Linked DNA regions of Mus musculus: region 2 is linked to region 1. Evidence: chromatin contacts called from ENCODE POLR2A ChIA-PET data. All regions are on one chromosome and are shown on one strand. The core of a region is the stretch at or near the end of the contact, and the rest is flanking DNA. Distances in the headings are between cores, read along the strand shown. Region 1 holds the start of Zfp597 (zinc finger protein 597). Region 2 holds the start of Slx4 (SLX4 structure-specific endonuclease subunit homolog (S. cerevisiae)).

Evidence for each region. ChIA-PET counts read pairs that join two places held with the same protein, here RNA polymerase II (POLR2A).
Region 2: POLR2A ChIA-PET joins it to region 1 with 22 read pairs in embryonic stem cell. The contact joins the promoter of Slx4 here to the promoter of Zfp597 in region 1. POLR2A ChIA-PET finds 5 or more read pairs at or near these places in 3 of 5 experiments (Patski and embryonic stem cell).

What each region holds. Positions count from the first base shown.
Region 1 is chr16:3,868,912-3,875,029 of GRCm38, reverse strand. Zfp597 (zinc finger protein 597) reads left to right here and starts at 2,656. Exons shown (of 3, transcript NM_001033159.2): 1 at 2,656-2,971; 2 at 3,754-3,880. The coding sequence starts at 2,939. It also overlaps a transcript of Zfp174 not described here and a transcript of Naa60 not described here.
Region 2 is chr16:3,999,122-4,005,091 of GRCm38, reverse strand. It overlaps Slx4 (SLX4 structure-specific endonuclease subunit homolog (S. cerevisiae)), which reads left to right and starts at 3,414. Exons shown (of 15, transcript NM_177472.5): 1 at 3,414-3,731; 2 at 5,747-5,970. The coding sequence starts at 3,722.

The DNA of each region.
Region 1 (6,118 bases), core at 1,407-3,906:
TAGTAAAAGCTCAGCAGAATGAGAGTGTTTTGCTATTACAATGTTTTGGGCATCTCAAGGGAAATACAGTGTCATAGGAAGTAGATTTGGATTAATTTAAACTGCATATATTAGGTAGCCAGGAAAAAGTTCAAAAAGGAAACATAATTGATAATGGGGAAAGGAGAAAATGATTTATATATTCAGTTAATACAAACGAGACAAAGATGGTGGTAGAAAATAGACAATAATAAACTGTGCTACAAATATCAGGAAGTGGTGTGAAAAGTGTCAACAAGTAATGTTTGTTTTGATTTAGACACATTTCATGGTAGCTCAGGATGTCCTCAAACTATGGAATTGAGGCTGACCTTGAGCTCTTAGTTTTTCTATCTCCACCTCTGTCTGGAACGCTTCAGTCAGCAGAGGGCATGCATCACTACCATGTACTTGGTGCTAGGTACCACAAAAGCTCAAGCTTTCATGTTTATTTCTTAGTCCACTTGTTGGGCTTGGTAGTTAACGACTACAAGAGGTGAGGGGAATGTTGACTCCACCCATCTCAGGGCTAACCTCTTCTCTGGTTAGATACTAAAGTGTTACTCTAGGCTTAGGTTCTGGACACTGGAATTGGCTCATCTTTTTGTAATAACTGAAACAGGGTTCAAAGTACAGAACCTTACATCTCTATCAGAAGATTCTTAGTTCAAATGAGACATCTATGAAAAAAAATGGCAAGCACAAAACAAGAGAAAGATGATCATGAGTTGTATCAAGATGAGATGAACATGCCTTTGCTGTAGGATTACATACCACTCTTCTTCAGTATTTTGAAGTGGTCTAGGTCTGTAGGGAAGTTTGTTCTCATTTTTTCATCTGTCAGTGAAGCATTTGGGTTTTTTACCCTGGGGTCTTTAGTGATCATTCCCAGACAATTTAGATAATAATGGATAGCTTGTCCTTGTGAGAATGTTACTGACTTTCTACTTGCATTTTTCCTTTACCCAGAGTTTTTACTTTGTAGTTAGATGGCTAGAGTGTGTCAGACTCTTCTCCCAGTGACAGAGCACTTGCATTGATAGGCCAAACCCTAATGAATCTTTATTCTTGAAAAACTTGGGATGGGTCCATTAAACAAAAAAAGTTAGCATGCAGTAGCTGTGTTCCATTGGCATTATCAACATATTTAATAGGAAACACGGGCCTGTATGCTGCCACTGAGCCCCAGAATGAACACAACTGCTTTAATTGTTTCGTTAGATTCTGTTGTTGGCAGTTGAAACTATCCTGACATTCTGTCAAATCCCACTACTCTTCACCTCAAATGTTTTAATAACCATGCAGCCAATCCCTGAGTAACCTGACATTAGCATAACAGATTATGTTGGCACTGGGTGGGGTGGCCTCATCTCTAATCCCAGCACTTGGGTGGCAGAAGCAAATGGATGTGTTCGATGTTGGAGGCCAGGCTGGTCTACAGAGCAAGTTCTGAGCAGCCAAGGGCATAGAGTAAGACTCCATCTCTAACGAAAGAGACAAGAGACCTGGGGTTTATTTGGAATTTTCAAGGTACTAATCTTGTTTGTTGACCCCCAAACTCTTTCTCATAATCTGGCGAATCTTTTCACTTAACATCTTATAATAGTTTAAATTGCCCTCTGTATTATCAAAGAGAGGCACTATGGGCTCTTTGCAGCTGAGGAAAGCAAAGTTAAAAGGTGTCCAGATGTGGGTTTGGATCTAGCTACTAAGGGGTACTGAGGCAAGACCTTAATTGCAGGTCTACTGGGGCTATACAGTGATTTCAGAGTTAGCTTGGGTCAACCTCATTTCAAAATAAAGTTTAAAACAAGGATAGGGGTCTGAGCTCAGTGGTAGAAAGTCTACTATGCGTGAAACCGTAGTTTCACCCTCAGTACCAAAGGGGGGAAAATTGGCACGATCATCTAATTAGTGACAGTTCTAGAAAGAGCTCGACTTTATGATTTTGAATCTTCAATTCGCTGCTCAATGTTGGTTACAAGAACATTTGCCACTAGGGCAGGTCCAGACATCCTGCGAAGGAAATCCGCGGTCTATTCCCGCTCGATGTCCGCTATGGGCCCCAATCATTTGGTTGGACTACACCTGTCGGGTACAATGGTTCATGTCCCTAGAATACTTCGGGAACGGACACGAGCAACAAGGCTAACCTGACCTGAATTTGTGATTGCACAAAGATAACCTCTTACACACCGTAGCCCCACAATCCATCTGAGACTGGGCTTGGGCCCAAGCTAAGCCTGGATCTCGGGGCCTCTCATTCACCTCACCCCCTCCTACCGAAAGCTCCGGCCCCCCCAGCGTCTGTGTGTTCCCGCCATCCGTGATCGACTCCAGAGTGGTCCGGTCTCTGCTTTCGGAATCACCGTGTCCCTCAGGGACCATTCTACTGCTCCGACTGAACATATCAACAGGCGGGGCACTCACCACCGAGACCCAGCCAGAGGAACCGGAAACGGCTGCTTGTAGAAGCTCAGGAATAGCCTCTCAGTTGCCAGGTGCGATTCAGGTCCTCGGGAAGCTGCTCAATTGGTCCATTAAGGAGGGACCGCCGCCTCGGGAGTACGCTGGCCAATCAGGATGCAGGATGGATGGGGGGGGTCGCTTCCGGCGGTTTCCCTGCAGCTACTGCGTGGGGAGCATGGGAGCGTGGGAGTGTTGTGGTGGCCTCCGCCTCCTTTGTCGCGTCTCGGCTGGGCGTGGCTTCACGCTGCTTCTGCCGGGTTGGGCGAGGTTGTCGGTACTCCGGGGCTGGTGAGTGTGGCTGTTTCAGAGCTGTTTTGGAGAAAGAAGCCGTCAGCTCAGATTCTCAAAGGAGCTTGAGGGCGAAGTGGAAAGGCCTGGCAGCGGAGTTGGAGACTCTCCACTCGAAGTGTTGTCCAAACGTGGGGACTTAAGGAGCCCTTCCTTTCCCCAGATGGCGTCCACGCTCCCCACATCGGATGAGCAGGTGAATTGTGTCGCTATTTTCCTACAGGTGTCCTGACCTGGCGGCAGTTAGACGCGCAGGTCCTGAGGCGCCTCCTCAGATAGCCCTTTGACCAAGCTGTCTTACGTTTCTTGGCTTACCGACTTCCTCATTTCAGAATCATCAGGTGGAGGAGAGCCCTAGCAGGGGTCTATAACAATTTCTCAAAGTTATCTTGCTGAAATGCGTCTCCAAATGGCAGATTCCTGGGCTTCACACCTGTTGAATAATGATAATTAAAACCCAGGTGAATTTTACACCAAAAGCTCTATGGGTTTACAGGAACAGTAAACTTAGGAGAGAACTAGAGCTTTAGGTGGTGGTGGTCGTGATGTGTGTGTGTGTGTGTGTAGCTGAGCAATCACTGATGAAAAAGAAACACAAACTAGCAAAGAATGATGTTAGGAAACTCCTAAAAACTATTTCTCAGGATTCTTACTGGGCTGGCCAGTGTCGTCCCCCCCCCCTTCCCCTCCCTTCTTAGAGAATCCGAAATAATTTCTCTCCCCAAGAATTGTTCACTTATCTTTTCAGGAAAGACTACGTTCTCACGGTGTACTTCTTGATTCTCACACCACTGTTTGAAAATTTATGTTTATGCTCTCTCCCCCACCCTATTCAAGCCATAGAGTTCCCCCAGGGAGGAATATTTTACACCAAGCCTTTTCGCCTTAGAATGCGGAGGGGTTTAGCTCTTTTCAGCCTTCCAGGACACTCAACTGACCTGCTAGCTTTTTATACTAACAACAGTGCTTCTGTTTCAGAGACCACTGCTATTTGAAGATCTGGATGTGTATTTTTCTCAAGAGGAATGTGTGAGTCTGCACCCTGCTCAGAAGACCCTCAGCAGAGAAGCCCCATTGAAGAGTTTTGAGAATTTGGACTCGATAGGTAAGACAGTTGTTTCTCCTGCATTATGGAACTTTCATCAGTTCTAGGATGAACATTGTATGCCTTGTCCACACTGGTGGTGGATTGAGACCTATCTGTGACACACACACACACACACATATTGTGTATTATGTATACGTATCTATCTATCTATCTATCTATCAAAATCACATGTATATGTGGATTTCTATAGCTATAGCAAGAACTTGTAGGAGAGAACAAGTGTCAGAGTCAGATAATGTTTTCCCTTGTGTGAGCATGAGGGCCAGTGCACATGCATTAGTGTGCAGGCCAGTGGTGATGTCAGGTGACTTTCTCATTTGTTCTCCACTCTACTTACTGAAGTCTAGTTAGCTAGCTTGCCTTGGGATCCCCTGTCTCCATATCCTGAGTGCCAGGATAACAAGGTGGGCCACAACATCTACCTGGCTTTTTCTGGGTGTTGGGGATCCAAATTCCTGTTCTTAGCTTACACTGTAAACATTTTATATGCTGAGCCATCTTCCTAGCCCTGAAATGATTTCTTAAAAGAAATTCAGTCAACAATAGTGACCATGGTTTCATATATGTGCCAGTACCTTGTAATTTCCTTAAATAATTGTTGGAGTCAAATTAATTTTACTCAGAAAACTTCATTAACATAGAGACTTGTCATTTGCTAAAGATTAGAAACAGATTTTCTCTTAAGGGGGTATTTTGCCTTTCTAACGTAAGAGTAACCATATGCAGTATCCCTATGCCTGCATAGACATCTAAACTATTTTTCAAAATTCATGACTTATATTTTCCACTTCTGCCATGTTCATGTTATCCTCTATCTTCTTGAATATATGTGTGTATGTATGTATGTATGTATGTGTGTATGTATGTATGTATGTATATTATATATGTGTGTGTATGTGTATGTATGTGTATATATATGTGTGCGTGTATGTATGTGTGTGTATATTATATGTGTGTGTATGTGTGTGTATGTATGTAAGTGTATGTGTGTATATTATATATGTGTGTGTATGTATGTGTGTGTGTGTATGTGTGTGTGTATATATATGTGTGTGTATGTGTGTGTATATATGTATGTATGTGTGTATGTGTATATATGTGTATATATATGTGTGTGTATGTATGTTTGTGTGTATATTATATATGTGTGTGTGTATGTAGTGTATATATGTGTGTGTGTATGTGTGTGTGTATGTGTATGTATGTATGTGTGTATGTGTGTATATATATGTGTGTGTGTGTATGTTTATACTTAACAACCCAGGGTCCCCTTGGTTCTTTTTTGCCAACTTTCTCAGCATATCCTTTCAGCTCATCTCTGTTTCTTTTTGTCATACGTGAACTCACAGAAACACTTTGTACCAGGAACCCCAAGTGGCCACACTTGGCTGAGATGCTGGTGGATGATTTTAACACTCCTTCCTATCCTTCATTCGAGTCTCTCCAGAATTATTCTTATCTTCAATAGCCAGCCTACAGGAGCCCCTCCCCCGTCCTACTTCTGCTCCCTCAGCACTCTGCCTTCCTGATGCTCACCCTTGTCCACCTGGCTCTTACCTGCTGCCCTCATCAGTCTCAGTGTCACCTACTGACCTGCAGAAGAACTCTCCACCAGGGAACCCACAGTCACTGCACCTGCATAGGCTTCAGCGTAGACAACAGTAACCAAACACATGTTTATGAACATAATATAAATAATAGGACATTTATATATATTTATAAATATATATAATAGCTCTTTTGCTACTTTCTTTGCTGATTTTATTTATTTGGTTTTATGAGGCAGGATCTACGTAGTCTTGGCTATCCTGGAACTCCCTAATGTAGACCAGGCTGGTCTTGAAACCACACAGATCTACCATCTCTGCCTCCCAAGTGCTAGGATTATAAGCATATGGACACACTAATTTTAAATATATGTGTCATTTCTGGGTCTATTTGTATTGATTGGCTTTTCTTCTTTTTTTATTTTTATTTTTTATTTTAATTAGGTATTTTCTTCATTTACATTTCAAATGCTACCCCAAAAGTCCCCCATACCCTCCCCCCCACTCCCCTACCCACCCACTTCCACTTCTTGGCCCTCGAGTTCCCCTGTACTGAGGCGTATAAAGTTTGCAAGACCAATGGGCCTCTCTTTCCACTGATGGCTGACTAGGCCATCTTCTGATACATATGTAGCTAGAGACACGAGGTCTGGTGGGTACTGGTTAGTTCATATTATTGTTCCACCTA
Region 2 (5,970 bases), core at 2,165-4,664, 130 kb before region 1:
CTAGCTTGCTATAAAAGGGACTGTTTGGCCAGGCAGTGGTGGCACACTCCTTTAATCCCAGTACTTGGGAGGGAAAGGCAGGTGGATTTCTGAGTTTGAGGCCAGCCTGGTCTACAGAATGAGTTCCAGGACAGCCAGGGCTATACAGAGAAACCCTGTCTCCAAAAACCAAACCAAACCAAACCAAACCAAACCCCTCCTTGATCTCTCTGCCCCTTCTCTCTCTCTGACTCTCTTCTCTCCCTGATCCCTTTATCCCCCCTCTCCCCTCTTTCTCCATGTATTCCTGGCTGGCCTCTCTCCTCGATTCCTTGTTCCTCTCCTCACCTACCCTTTTTCAATTCCCCCTCCCATGCCCCCAAATAAACTCTATTCTATATTATACCTGTTATATTATATACTATACCCGTACCTCAGGGGGAAGGGATGCCTCAGAGTGGGCAGGCCTCAACATACTGCATCCTATAATTTATCCTTGGCTTAAAAAAAAAAAAAAAACCCAAACCACAGCAATATCTTACTTTATATCTCTAAGAATACAAAAGTGTGGTCTTCTTTCCAGATCTACTCCTTCAAATGTTCCCAGTGTTCTGTGACTCATCAAACGCTCAGATCCCAACTGTGTCATCGTACAAGGTCCTCACTCTCTTTACTAGTCATTTTCTTCCTGACTCCTAGATTAGAGTGTTGCCTCTTGCTCTTTTAACATGAGATTAGAAGTCAGCTACTACCTAGGACCTCCGGGTGACGCTGAAACCCATAATATGAGCCCACTGGGGCCTCCCGCCCTTAGGGCTGCACTAGCCAGGCACTAAGCCTGTGCCTGATGCTTTTTCCACACACATACCATGAGGGGATGCCACCACACGGTTTCTCATTTATTTATGCATATGTCTACATGTACATTTACACACCAGAAGGGGGCATCAGATACCCACGGGACTCAGTTAGAGATGGTTGTGAACTGGGAACTGAACTCAGGACCTCTGGACAAGCAGCCACTGCTCTTAATCGCCGAGCCACTCCCCGTTACCACACTTCATTAAACGCGACCATCAGTACCCTCACCCCGAAGCTCCTCAGCACTTAACAGAATTCATGGAGCGAGCGCTATCACCGCGCAGCCAGCAAGACTACACTGCTAGCTCGTGTGACCTCACACTGCCCGGAAACGTTGTAGTTGCTTTGAGAGACCGGAAGCCGACCCTCATCCCGCTTCCCCAACTCGGACCACGTACATAGTCTTGCGCACGCGCAGATCATGCGCCTGCGCACTCGTCATTCTCTGCTCGCAAGCCTCAGGGCGCAAGCGCAGCCCCGCGCGGTTCTCCGTTAAGAAGGTGCGGCTGAAGCGCGGGAGGTAGGAGGAGCTCGGCATCGGCCTAGAGTGTCCCGGTGCGGGGGAGTAGTGGTGGGGGTTGTCACTTCCCGCGGTTTCCCCTCTTCTGCGAGGCCTGAAGCCGTCTGTCTTGTCAGCCTTCCCCGGACGCCCGATCTTGACCGGTCCGCGGTGGAGTGACAGGAGCTGCACCGGGTAGACGGGGGCAGCGCCTGCCGGGAGGGAGGTAGGGACAGCCCAGCGATCAGAACCTTCTGTCTGGTTTTAGGGCCGTCAGGACGTTTCCCAAGGCAGGCCCAGTCCTTTTCCGTGGGTCACCCGTAAGGGTAGGCGGGAGGGTCCACCCTGCCCGAATCCATTCATTCCCTTAATTCCTGCTAGGAGCTGGTAGGCAGGTAGGATGCTGAGGAGGCAGGATTCCCCTACCTGGAAGCTGGCAGCCTGGTGGAATCCGTTATGTCGTTCAGCAGATATTGGTGGAGCACCTCCCAGAGAGGACAGACTTATGACTTGATTGTCAGGAGAGATGTGGGGACTCAACGCTAATGTGTCGTAGAGATTTGCACATCTAGCACAATCAAATTCAGTTTGTTTTTGCCTAACGTTCCAGGTCCCTGAGAACTGAATTGACCTCTCTGTCACTGCAGGCCTCTCCTTGCTACCATTTCTCTTCACTGTCTTCCCCCTGTATCAAACTCTTTGCAGTTTATGAATTCAACAGATCGTTGCCTAGCATTTGTTATAAGTTGGGTACCAGATAGCCCAAAGAAAATACAAGGTAAATAAATGTCTATCTAACTGATATGCTGAACTTCACTAACAGATAATTGAGTGAGTAGAAACATAGGCTCTGATACCCTGGAGCCACACTGCCCTGCTACTTCAGAACGGTTCCTTACACTGCTTGTGGCTGATTCCTCACCATAAGGAAAAGCTGACAGTAGATTGTATTATATAGTATTGCTGTAAGGATTAAATGGGCTAAAGATTTGAAAAGCAATTAGCATAGCATTGGGCATATAAGCTTTCAATGAATGTTATGCCCTGCAAATGATTATAAGCTGTGACAGGTGTCACTGTGGCAACCATGTGTGACAACATGGAGTGAGGTGGGGGAAAGAGCCCATGTGAAGGAGTAGGGGAGACGTCTATAAGATTATTGCACTATGTATTTGGAATGAATAGATTTCTGTCATTGGGTTATATAGGGAGGTGTGAGAGTGTGTGTGTGTGTGTATTCTCATCTGTTAGCCAGATGAGAATGTTGGGTATACTATTTTATCACTGTTGGCTTTCTTGAGACAGGGTCTCTCAGGAGCTTGCAAATTTTCAAGTAGTCTGGCCAACCTTCAAGGTTCAACAATACTCCTGTCTCTATCTCCCCTCCCATCCTCAGCACTGGGGCTACAATAGTGCCTCCACACCTGGTTTTGTTTTTTTTTTAAACATGGGTGCTGGCTATCTAAACTCAGGTTCCTGTCCTTTTCAGTAAGCACACTTACCCTTACTCACCAAGCTGTTTCCCCAGACCCAGATTATTCAGTTTTGATTTTGAACTAGAATATACTGTTTGCCCTAATAAACATTCATGCCTGTAAGAGCCAGCCTTTCTCTGCAGGCAGCTTAGAGAGCTCTTATGGACTCAGAATAGAAAAAAGGTGGCCTTTCTGTCTCCTGAATGTACAAGGATATATATATCCTTTTTCTCCTTATTTCAATCATTTTGCAGCATCTGCTGACTGTCCCATAAGCTGATCAGGTGACAGCTGGAGTCCTGAGGCCACTCGAGATAAGCTCCCTGTATTTGGGGAGCATATATCTGTGTGGCAGCTGCTCTTCATATTTTTCTCCAATTTCAGTAAAAACCACGTGTGTGCGTGCTTATGTGGTGTGTGATATGTCTTGTGTGTGATGTGCTCTGCACTGGGACATCCTGTGGAACAAGTGTACTTGTAACCAGACTGTATTTGGAGACTTTCCTCATACCTGACATCCTCTTGTACACCGTGGGAAAAAATGACATAAAATGGCAGTAGCTGTCTAATTATACTTAGATGCTTTTGGTTTTCCACAGATATAAAATTAGATGAACCTACGCCCTTTATCACTGTGGAGATCTTGGAGAATCACCTGATCACAGAGTTCACATGTGTTCTATCTCAGAGGCAGCTGTTGGACAACAAAATGCTCTCTCACTTGTGAAGTTTTTAAACAACTTATTTAGCTACGGGTCCAAATTGAAGGAAGATATAAAAGTCACATGGAGAGGAGGTCAGTACAAAGTCTCCGAGTAAATCAGAGAGAAGAGTTGCTGAGCTGCAGTGAGGTCAGAGGCGTGGGAAGGCCTGAGTGGGCTCACACACGAGTTCCTCATCTGTGGACATGGTTCCAGGTCGGTCCTCACTCCCCTAAAGACAAACCGGAAACCTTAAAACAGGTCAAGTGATGGAGGAGTCAGATGACGATTTCAAAGAACTCTGTGCCAGCTTTTTCCAAAGGGTGAAAAGAAATGGGACCAAAGAAGCATCAGGAGAGAGGACGAGGCAGAAGGCCTCTGGCCACACTCAGAACCGAGGCAAACGGAAAGAAGGCCGCCAAGTTGCCGCCAGGAGCAAAGCTCTTCAAGGCCCTTCAGAGAAGAAACCTCGATTAGGCAGCCAGACCCCTAGGACTACAAAGCAAGGGGCACCCAAGTCTCAAGAAGGGGGCCCAGCTCTCCCTGCGAATGGGAAGGGAGACGTTCTTGCTCCTACCCCAGATCAGCCAGTGTTGTGTGAGAGAGCACAGAGCATTCAGACAGGTAACCAGGCAGGACTCACTGCCAGATTTGGTTCCAGAAAGGAACCAAACTGATCAATGCTGTTGTTAACCAGGGCTCAGAAAATCTACTATGAAAGCAGATAGCTGGGTGTGGTGGTGCACACATCTAGTCCTAGCACTTGGGAGGCAGAAGGAGGGGAATCTCTGGGAGTTTGTGTCAGCTTAGTGTCTACATACTGAGTGTGGGATAGCCATGGCTATGCAGAGAGAGATCCTATCTCAAAAACAAAAAGGCCAGACAGCAAATATTTTGTTGTTGTTACAGTTCACATGTTTATGTTGCAACAACAATTGACTCTCTTTATCTATGCGATTCCAACTCTGTCCGAAGGTAAACATTTGATAAAAGAAATAATTTGTACTTAATATGTCCAGACTTTTTTTCTCGTTTTCATTCCCTAACAACACCTTGTAGCAACTATTTATATAGCTTTTGCTTTATATTGGATATCACATTAATATATAGGTGAATTAAAGTACACTAGGTATGCACAAGTTAAATGTAGATAGGTAGTAATTTTCAGGGGCACCGAGAACTGATCCCCCCTCGATACAAAGGGTCAACTCTTCCTAATGGCAGCTGTGGTGAGGAAGCAGCCCAGGACGATGTGGAGGTGAATGGGGGCCGCCGTGTGCTGATGAAACTTAATTTACAGAAATAAGCCTAGCCCTACAAGCAGTTTGCCCAGTCCTCTGTGTGCTCCCATGAGTGTGTTTAGAGCTTTGTGCTCCATGAGCTTTTTGTCACTGTTTATGTAGTTGACAGTAGTCATGTCAGCATAGAAATAATGGCACCTTTAGTATATGTGTGAATTGATTTTAAGGTAGGTACATTGGAATGGTCCAGCCAGTTTGCTCAGACTGAGGAGGCTCTCAGAGGATGGGCTGACAGCTTCCTCAGCTATCTATATGCTTCATCTAACCCTTCACACAGAACTGAAAACCAGACTTACATGTAAGATGGGCTCTGCCGGCTCCTGCTTTCTGTTTCCTCACTTTCTCTTCCTTACTGTAAAAAACATTTCTAGTGTGGGTGCAGAGTCTTTCATCGATGGTCTTAAAGTCTGACCTCCTGGAGACTGCTGAAGGACTCTACAGCCCTGCCCAGGCATGCTGGCCATTCAGTCTCTCTCTCTGCAGCCGGTGAAAGGCCTCAGTGATTTGCACATGCAAACCTGCACAGTTAGCCTGTAGCTTCCTGGGCTCCTAGATCTCCACTGAAGGCTGTAGGTGTATCTCAGGTTAAAACATGGGTCTAGGAAGAGATAAACACTTGTCATTAGTATTTCTTTATTAATAACATTATTGAGATATTGCTCATTACATAATTTTAAAGTATACAGTTGAGTGTGTTTAGTACATTCAGCATTATGAATCCATCACCACCACTACATAACTCGAGAGCATATTCGTCACCCCCTGCAGAACCCCAAGCTCAGCAGCAGGCACTGCATCCAGTGCCTTCTGCCGTTGTGTGTTTGCATAGCTGCAGTGAGTGGATGAACAGGTCCATGACTAGTAAAGAACTTTTGGAAATTTGAGTCTAAGCTATACAACAAAACCTGTGAATATTTTCTTCCTTGTCAGAGAGTGCTCCCAATGGCAACTCCCAGCCTCTTCCTTCCTGTTTCACGACAACTGGTGTACCAAGTCCCTCCAAACCCAGAGTCTCAGAGCTGGTTCTGCAACGGATGAAGCAGTTCAAGAGAGCAGACCCTGAGCGCCTGAGACACGCCTCAGAAGAATCCCCCCAAAAGACTGCACTGGGAGACGATGTCCCAAGGAGCCCTCCAGAGGAGACAGTGGGAGAA